Regions from separate parts of the Mus musculus genome. Here region 1 is linked to region 2. A link is a contact called in ENCODE POLR2A ChIA-PET data. All regions are on one chromosome and are shown on one strand. The core of a region is the stretch at or near the end of the contact, and the rest is flanking DNA. Distances in the headings are between cores, read along the strand shown.

Region 1 (4,509 bases), core at 1,420-3,919, 120 kb after region 2:
TAACCCCTGAGCCATCCGCCAGTCCCAAAGGGTACTCATAATTAGCAGGCACTGATCCTGGGCCCAAGCACTCCAAGAGCCTCTACATTAATAATGGCATCTAACTCTCCAGAAACGATAACCTTAGTTAGGTGTTAAGACTCACGTAGGCGTGGTGACCTAAGGTTTTATAATAAATGGCAATTGAAGGATCTGGACATAGTTAAACTTAATTCCAAAATCCATGTCTCGGTATCAAACCTCTGAAAGCTTTCTGACTGCACATTAAGGGAGTCAGGAGACGGTCCTCTCTGCAAGTGTATTTCAGTATGTAGACGGTGAATATGTTGATTTCATTAGTTTTCAAAGTTTTTGTGTGTATATAGGTGTTTGCCTGCATGTGTGTATGTGCATCGTGTCCAAGCAATGCCCAAAGGGGCATCTGATCCCCTGGAACTGGAGTTACAAACAGCTGTGAGTCTCAATGTGAGTTCTGGTACCTAAACCTGGGTCATCAACAAGAGCAGTGAGTGCTCTTAACCACTGGACCATTTCCCCAGCTCTCAATTTGTTTTTAAAGTATTTTCTTCTTCAGCTTCTCAAAGATGGATTATTCTGGAGAACTGGAGGCAACAGAATAATATATCCTTTATATGTCACCAGTATAAAAGACTAAAGCTGGGCTGGAGAGATTGCTCAGCAGTTCAGAGCACTGACTGCTCTTCCAGAGGTCCTGAGTTTAATTCCCAGCAACCACATGGTGGCTCATAACCATCTATAACAGGATCCAATGACTTCTCCTGGTGTCTCTGGCGAGAACGGCAGTGTACTCACATATATAAAATAAATAAATCTTAAAAAAAAAAAAAAAAAGCTGTGTTCTCTCTGTGGCTGAGTCCACTACCGTCACTCTGAAACTCAAAGTGTTGATTGCCCAAGATTTTGTCCCTAGCTACCTCCCTCCAATAGCAGCCTGATTAAACAAACACGTGATAGTCTTCTAAGCCTGTTTTTGAGCCCACCTCTCTTAAAAAAAAAAAAAAAGTAAAGTTTTAATTAAAAAGGTTTTTCTAAACATTTGAATTTTTCTTAAATACTACAACAGACATTTTTTGTGTGAGGGATTTTTGGCATGTCAATCATTAATTTTCTTGATCAAAACAAACTCTTGAACACGATAACTGCCAAATAAGCTAGTTTATACAAGAGAAAGAGAACACTAGAAGCTTTTAAAGCAGCCAGGCTCCGACACTGTAAAAGAGTCTTCAGGGGAAGTCTTGCTAAGAGAAGGAAACTGGAGTCCCACTTAGCCCTATGAGCCTCTCCACCTCAAAGATCTCATTTTACAGATCCAGAGCTCCAGAGAGAAACAATCAAAACCAATCTGTCAAAACTTCTACGGTCTTTTCCATTATTTTGCATATCTTCTTTATTTTACCTATTATGGAAACCGACGCCTAAGCTCTGGACATAGTAATACTGACTGTATCCACTGAAATTCACCATGTGTGACAGCGACCCTTGTAATACCCAGCCTTTGGGAGGCTGAATTCAAAGCCAACCTGGGCTATACAGCAAATGAAACTACCTCCAGTTTTATTGTGTGTGGTCTTTTTTTCAATAGGAATTTTACCCTGTGCCTTTTTGCATGCTGTTTTTGGTAGTGCTAAGAATCAAATTCAGGGCTAGGCAACAGTAAACTACAACCCCAGCAGTTTTTGTTTTATTTTGTTTTGTTTTTTTAAAAAGGAAAGAAAGAGCATATATTTAAGTTCCACAAGCTCCTGGGTAACAGATAAAGACCTTATGGGAAGCAGAATAAAATGTGACTATTTAAGAATTTGGTATAGAAGCCATACATTTAATCCCAGCATAGGGTTTTGGGGTTGGAGGGTGGGGGAGGAAGGTGGATCTGTCAGTTCGAGGCCAGCCTAGTCTATAATATAGAGAGTTCCATGACAGCCAGAGTTATGTAGAAAGGCCCTGTCTCAAAACAAACAACAACAGAGGAATTGGGATAGAGTGATCCTCTTCGTGTGAAATGGAATGGTAACTTCAGTACTGCCGAGTTCACAGGCTGTCCCGAGCCCAAAGAGGCAGGGTAAAGTACGGAGATGGCTATTCCTCACCTTCTGCACCTGCTCGGCGAGCGCCACGAGGTCTAAGGGGTCCCCGACCCGGTGGGTGTGGTAGGGGCTCACCAGAGCCAGGCCGCCGGGGGTCGGGGTGAGCTCCACCAGGGCTCCTGCGATACACACCCGAACACAGGCGTAAGTTGAAACCCTCAGCCTTCCGTGAGCCAGCAGGAAAGAGCCACCCGGCTGCGACCTCCTACCCAGGCAACTCAGTCCCACCTACCTCCAGGACCCGCCGCCTCCTTCACCCCCAGATTTCCCGTACCACTTTCGTACCGGCCGGGAACCCCGGGGTCCGCCATAACAGCACCTCGGTCCCACCACCCGCAGGGAGCTCAGTCTAAAGCGCAGGCGCACAACAGCTTGTGGGCGGGGTTTTCTCGTTCTCAGTCCATTGAGCTGTGCGCATGAGATTAGAGGCGGAGCCTCACGAAGAGTAAGTGTTTGGATTGGTTGAAAGCAAGAGGCGGTACAAGTTTCCTTGCCACGAGCTTCTGGACTTGGGGCGTGGCTCGTCTCTGGGCGTGGCTTCTGTGGGGGGCGGGACTCTGGAATGTGCCCCAGGCGAGCAGTCCCGTTAAGTGGAGGAGCAAGGCCATGGCGGTGAGCGAAAGGAGGCTGCTGGCAGCGATGCTAGCGGTCGCCGCCGCCGCCGCCTTACGGGTTGCGGCGGAGTCTGAGCCGGGATGGGACGTGGCAGCCCCTGACCTGCTTTACGCAGAGGGGACCGCGGCCTACTCGCGCGGGGACTGGCCCGGGGTGGTCCTGAACATGGAGCGGGCGCTGCGCTCGCGGGCGGCCCTGCGTGCCCTCCGCCTGCGCTGCCGCACACGCTGTGCCACCGAACTGCCGTGGGCACCGGACCTGGATCTCGGTCCGGACCCCAGCCTGAGCCAGGACCCGGGCGCCGCCGCCCTGCACGACCTGCGCTTCTTCGGAGCCGTGCTGCGCCGTGCCGCCTGCCTACGCCGCTGCCTCGGGCCGCCCTCTGCCCACTTGCTGAGTGAAGAACTGGACCTGGAGTTCAACAAGCGGAGCCCGTACAACTACCTGCAGGTCGCCTATTTCAAGGTGCGACTGGTCCGGAGCCCGGTGGCCGGGAGCGACCTGGGGAACTTGGGGAGCAGAGCAGGGATGAGACGGCAGGGAGGCAAGGGACCTCTTGGCTAGGGAGCTCTTGGCGGACTTTGGGAGCTTCACCCGGTTCTTATGGGCAGATGCTAACCCTAAAGGTCCAGCCAGTAGTGACAGCCCAAGCCAAGAAAAACCTGACCTTTTTCTTTTGGGAAGGCCTCCTAGAGGGAACCGAGGCGGCCGCTAGGGTCTCCCAGCAGTACTTCATTGCAAGTGTCCAAGTGCTTCTGCAACATCTTCCTTCCGGTTCGTTCTCCAATCATGCTTTCCCTGCTCCCTAATCCAACAGCAGCGCTCTTTCAGGACGTGGGATTGCCACGTCGCCAGCAGGGGCTGCCTGGCTCCGCCCTGTGGAGGACCCTCTAGCTAGTATTTTTGGGTTTTTTGTTTTTAAGAAAATGACTGTCTTTTGGGATGCCACAGCGATTTAAGGCCAAGTCAATAAGCGGGCTTGGAACGCCAGCCTTGTCTGCCCGTGATGACTGGTAACATATATTTCCAGGACTCCGTTAAAGCACTTTACGTTTGTTTATTGCCTCATTTGCCCTGATACATACAGTATCCTTTGAGTAAATGATATTAGTCCCATGTTAGGGGGGTGGGCTGCTCATGCAGACTACATAGCTACAACAGTTTCACAGACCTTTCAGTTCTACCTAAAGAAAGACTTAGAGGCTCGTGGGGACCTCAGATTTCTGCTTTGTCCCCTCGGTTCCTTCTGGTTACTGGAAAGCATGCTGGGATGACTGGGTTCTTACTGATTGGGTCATGCCACTTAATAGCACTACTTAAAATTCGTTGCCATTTATTGAGCACCTACTACATTCCAGTTCTTGGACAGGTGGTTAAAATGATTGCTCCTTTGTTTTTCCTTGTGTCACTGCTAGGAGTCACTGTACTAAGGGCTAACAAAAAAGGTTATGTAGCTAAGTTAGGACTGGGGGGAGACAAAGGAGGGAAACTCCAGCTTTGCCTCAGTTAAATTAGGCCTGAGAGAGAGGAGCCACTGAAGAATGGTTATTCCCCAGAGAGGGGAAATTGGAGCTAGAGTGTGATATATCTGGGGCCATGGGGTAGTCCCGTCCGTGACTCCTGCGTGGGGAGACTGGGAGTGACTAAGGAGTTTAGTGAGGCTTCTGCACACCTCAGGCAGCCATCACCAGACCTCATTTTCAGAATGTTAATTCTGGAAGGAGAAATTGGTGGTGGTGAAAACAGGAGAATTAGGAGCCCAGTCCACCAGAGGAAGCTAGGTGCCAGT
Region 2 (4,373 bases), core at 528-3,027:
AACAAAACAAAGCACAACCAGAAGTATTAGTGTAATTACTTTGAGAAACCCTTATTCAAATCAGGAGGAGACTATTAGACCCATTTTAGAGATGGATGTGGGTTTTGAAGCTGAGAAGAGATGCGTGCAGATGTTTGGCAAGTAAACGGCAGAGCTGGGACTCCAGCATCTGAAGCTTGTGGTTCAGAGGCTATCTAAAGATTCTCCATCTTTTTGAATCATTCTGTCTGCCACCTTTGTATCTAATCTTCTGTCAAGAATGGCCTTCATAATCTAGCCACCTATTGAACTACCTTCCAAACCCTGCTCTGCATCACCTCCCTCTTCCCAAAGAGCCACACATACACACACACACACACACACACACACACTTCTCTCTGGAGACTTACCCTGTATTCATCCTTGATATGGTTTACACTGCCCCTCTCCCTGTCCCTCCAGCTTGGGGACTCCCTGAAGCTAGCAACAGACTCTCATGCTTCTGTCCTAGGGACACTGACTAGCACGGGACCGTCCGTCATAGAGGAGAAAAAAGATGGCTGATTGGTGACTTGTTGGCTGAGATATAGGCATGCAGTTCTATAATGGGGGCGACTGAATTTGTGAACTGGTACCCTAAGAAAGGGCCTGGGAGACCAGGCTTGGGCCTTGTTCCAGCCCTGCATCATATGTATTGAAGGAAAGAAACAGGTCCAGGGTTGGAGAAAGCAAGAGCAGAGGAGGCAGGTCTTGCAGTCAGCAGAAGAAACTCGGGGGGGGGGGGGCAAAGTGGTGATCAGGAGAGAGGAGAAGGGGAACCCCAGACTCACCAGTTCCACATGCTTTACTTTTCAGGGGTCCATGCTCAATTAGGGTGCCCTCCTAGGCCAGCACCTGGCACACAGCTCAGCTTCCTGTCTCTAACAGAAAGTCATTTCTCCCAGATCCCCCCTTCAGGTGAACCTAGATGGGACATGGACTGGAGGGACCACAGAGGCTATTGACTGTCCTACTCACCACTCCAGGAGCTCACCTGTAATTCTCATAGCCCAGGGTTTGATAACAAATCTCATTTTATCCAGGAGAAACCCGCTGCTCATTGGCTGGGAGCTTGCCCAGGACCAGCTAGAGGCGGTTTATAGGTGAGCTGGTTCAATGCCAAGGTGTTCTATGTCCTTAACCATTTAGACACCCAGCCTCTCTGGTCTTCACACTTAGGTGTCACCATAAAGTCAGAAATGGAGGGAGGTGGTGGTTTTACAGCTTAGAGAAGTGGTGGGCATGGTGTCTAGGAGCAAAAGAGGAGCTTGGCCTTGGGCACAGGAACACGGAGCAAGGAGAGAGAATTCAGCTTCGGAGCCAGACCTCCCGTGGTCTCTCTAATGAACTTAATGCCACTTTACACATAACACACGCGGTTGTAAACACCATCCAAATACTAACTCGTTTAATCTTCCTAATAACCCAGGAGGTTGTACTATTATTATGACTAGTCTACCAAAGTTATCCGGCAGCCTAGTGAGGAAGCCAGAGTCCTAGCGCTGGCTTACAGCCCCGCACCAAGCGCTACCATTTTGCTAGTGGCCATTGAGACTCAGAGAGGTGTGCAAACCAGCTCAGAGCCACACAGCGAGCGCCCCCAACGGGTGCCCCGCACACCCTGGGACTGCAGGTTCTAGCATCCAGAGCCAGACTGTGGTCAGTAGCCCTCCGTCCCTCCCCACCTCCCCACAGAACCACGCCTCTCAGAGTCCCGCCCCGGACGTGCTCCCCAGGCCCCGCCCCCTTCGGGCCCACCTACACCCCAGAACCAATGGCGGCGGTCCTATAAAAAGGCAGCTCCGCGCGCTCTCCCCCAAGAGCAGAGGCTTGCTTGTAGAGTGACGATCTGAGCTACGGGGTCTTAAGTGCGTCAGGGCGTGGAGGTCTGGCGGGAGACGCATAGTTACAGCGCGTCCGTTCTCCGTCTCGCAGCCGGCACAGCTAGAGCTTCGAGCGCAGCGCGGCCATGGATCCCAGCAGCAAGGTGAGTAACGGGGCTGGGAGTCCCGGGTAGGGATGTGCTGCCGAGCGCGGGCCGGGGCGCCTGTCCGAGTCCCCGCTTCCTCACGCAGCCGCCGCGCGCTTCACGCGGTCGGGGCGGGGGCCGCGGATCAGGGGCCCAGGCGCCGCACGTCGCGCACGACCTCGGCGGCTCCTCCCGCGCGGGGGAGGGGGCCGGAGCGCGGCGCCCATTGGCTAAAAGAGCCGAGCCCCCGGCCGGGCCCCGGCTAGGAGCGGAGGAGGCGGGACCCGCCCGGAGCCCGCGCCGCGCCCGGAACCCGGGCCATGGGGGTGGCCAGGAGGAGAAGGCACTTCCTCCAGGCCAGGGTCGGGGGCTGACGAGCTCTGAGGACCTCACGATGCGCAGTCCTCCAGGGATGTGGGGCCTTTCCCCGGGGCAAGCTACTGACTGGATAAGATCTCTCTTCACCTGTGATCAGGCTTGCCCTGTATGGGCCGGATTTACGGAACCCCTCCTGGATGTGCGACATTGTTTCTTTCTTGTCCCGCCTTTGCTTTGTGTAGAGTTAGTTCTAGTCCCTTTTAAATTAAAATAAAATTGGATTTTCCCGTCTTAGTATGTAGGAAGGCTCAAGGATGCGCACTTTCACGCCCCCCCCCCTTTACCTGTTTAAAGTTAAGAACAGTGCGAGCATGTGTTAAATCCCTGGCTGCCTTTACTGGGCAGTGGGGGTGTTTTGGTGGAACTCAGGAAAGGAAGCTCCAGTTGACTCCGGATGGTCGTACTGACAGTCTCTGCAGGGCCACAGTGATAGAGATAGAATGTAACTAAGTATAAAGACAAAAAAACAAAACAAAACAAAAACCAACTGAGGCCCGGGAGTCTCTCAGATGCCACTTAAACTCCGAACTTTGGTTTTTCCGCGTAAAACTTTTCTCTCAGACCTAGGTTAATCTCCGTCTTTCAAATTCCTTGGATTTTGCTTTTGTTTCGGAGACATCATCCCCTAGCCCTGTCTGCCCTAGAGTTCATATGTAGACCAGGCTGGCCTCAGACTCACAGAGATCCGCCTGTCTCTGCTTCGCGAAGGCTGTAAGCCCGGGTACCACCACACTCCGCTTGATATTTATTTTTTGAGCTGATAAGATGAATATTCTGAGTAGAGAAGAGGGTAAAAAAAAATCAATGCTCGTTGATCACCTGGCTCATGGCTAAACTGCTTTTTACATGTCGTCCTGTGCTTCCTTACCAGGAACACTAAAGGGAAGTAAGTTTCCTAAAGTCACACAGTTCCTAAGGTCTGGGCTGGTTTCACTAGTGTTTTCTAAATTGTGAGCAGCAGGAAGAGTAAATGCCACCGCAGGCAGGTGGATGGGCGCGCTTACTCTGCTGAGCTTCCCAGACTTTCCCTACTGGCTCCATCTATAGATCAGTCCCTCCTTCCCCATGGTTTATATCTATAGCGATGAATTCATGCACTTGCACTGTTATTTACAACAATAGAATCCCCGCCCCCCCCCTCCCCCCCAGACAGGGTTTCTCTTTGTAGCCCTGGCTGTCCTGGGACTGGCTCTGTAGACCAGACTGGCCTCAAACTCAGACCCGCCTGCCTCTGCCTCCTGAATGCTGGGATTGAAGGCATGGTGCCACTATACCTAGTTTAGGCACATTTTAGTTATCTTGTGTACATTCTTGGGAAAAGCCCTTCCCTTTCTTTGGAGGTGGCTGATTTCCCAATCAAGGCCACAGCCTTTTGTGTTGTATATTAAAACGGAGTTCTGGAGAGTTGTTTAGAGGTCTGGCGAGCCTCTGGTGTACTCTGTAGTAATGAGCTTAGTAATGAAAATAGGGAGGGGCAGGTGGAAGCTCCTGGCTAGCCGGGGCTCACCTCCTCCTGGCCGTCCTGTCTAGGCTCAACCTCTGCAGGCAACATAAAACTACTTAAAAATCACAGGGTTCTTCAGGATACGGTAGTAGAAGATCATAAGTATCTGAGATTCATAGTGAGGTTTTGAATTTTCACTTAGCTGGGTTGCTTCATCTGCAGAATGGCAGCAGTCCTAATCATTAGACGGTAGGAATTTAGTCTGGAAAAGCCTAGAGAGATGGCTGAATGGTAAAGGCACTTGACAGCCATGCATGAAGATCTTTGTTCATTCCTGGGACTCACTAGGTAGAAGGTGAGAACTGATTCCTGCAAGTTGTCCTCTGACCACCATGTGCACACTAGCGTGTGTCTCTCCCCATTCTACACAAGTAAGTAAGTGAAGGCGGGCATGCTAGCAGATAGATCTCTTGAGTTTGAGGCTGGCCTTGTTTCTATAGTGAGTTTCAGGCTAGTAGCTATGCCATAGTAAGATCCTGTCTTACTATAGTAAGTAGATAGATA

The links. ChIA-PET counts read pairs that join two places held with the same protein, here RNA polymerase II (POLR2A).
Region 1: POLR2A ChIA-PET joins it to region 2 with 30 read pairs in embryonic stem cell. The contact joins the promoter of P3h1 here to the promoter of Slc2a1 in region 2. POLR2A ChIA-PET finds 5 or more read pairs at or near these places in 4 of 5 experiments (Patski and embryonic stem cell).

Annotation. Positions count from the first base shown.
Region 1 is chr4:119,230,246-119,234,754 of GRCm38, forward strand. It overlaps P3h1 (prolyl 3-hydroxylase 1), which reads left to right and starts at 2,670. Exons shown (of 15, transcript NM_019783.2): 1 at 2,670-3,185. The coding sequence starts at 2,712. It overlaps AU022252 (expressed sequence AU022252), which reads right to left and starts at 2,479. Exons shown (of 5, transcript NM_001012400.2): 1 at 2,338-2,479; 2 at 2,109-2,224. The coding sequence starts at 2,416.
Region 2 is chr4:119,106,968-119,111,340 of GRCm38, forward strand. It overlaps Slc2a1 (solute carrier family 2 (facilitated glucose transporter), member 1), which reads left to right and starts at 1,778. Exons shown (of 10, transcript NM_011400.3): 1 at 1,778-2,005. The coding sequence starts at 1,988. It overlaps Gm52706 (a long non-coding RNA gene), which reads right to left and starts at 1,782. Exons shown (of 2, transcript XR_003955269.1): 1 at 810-1,782.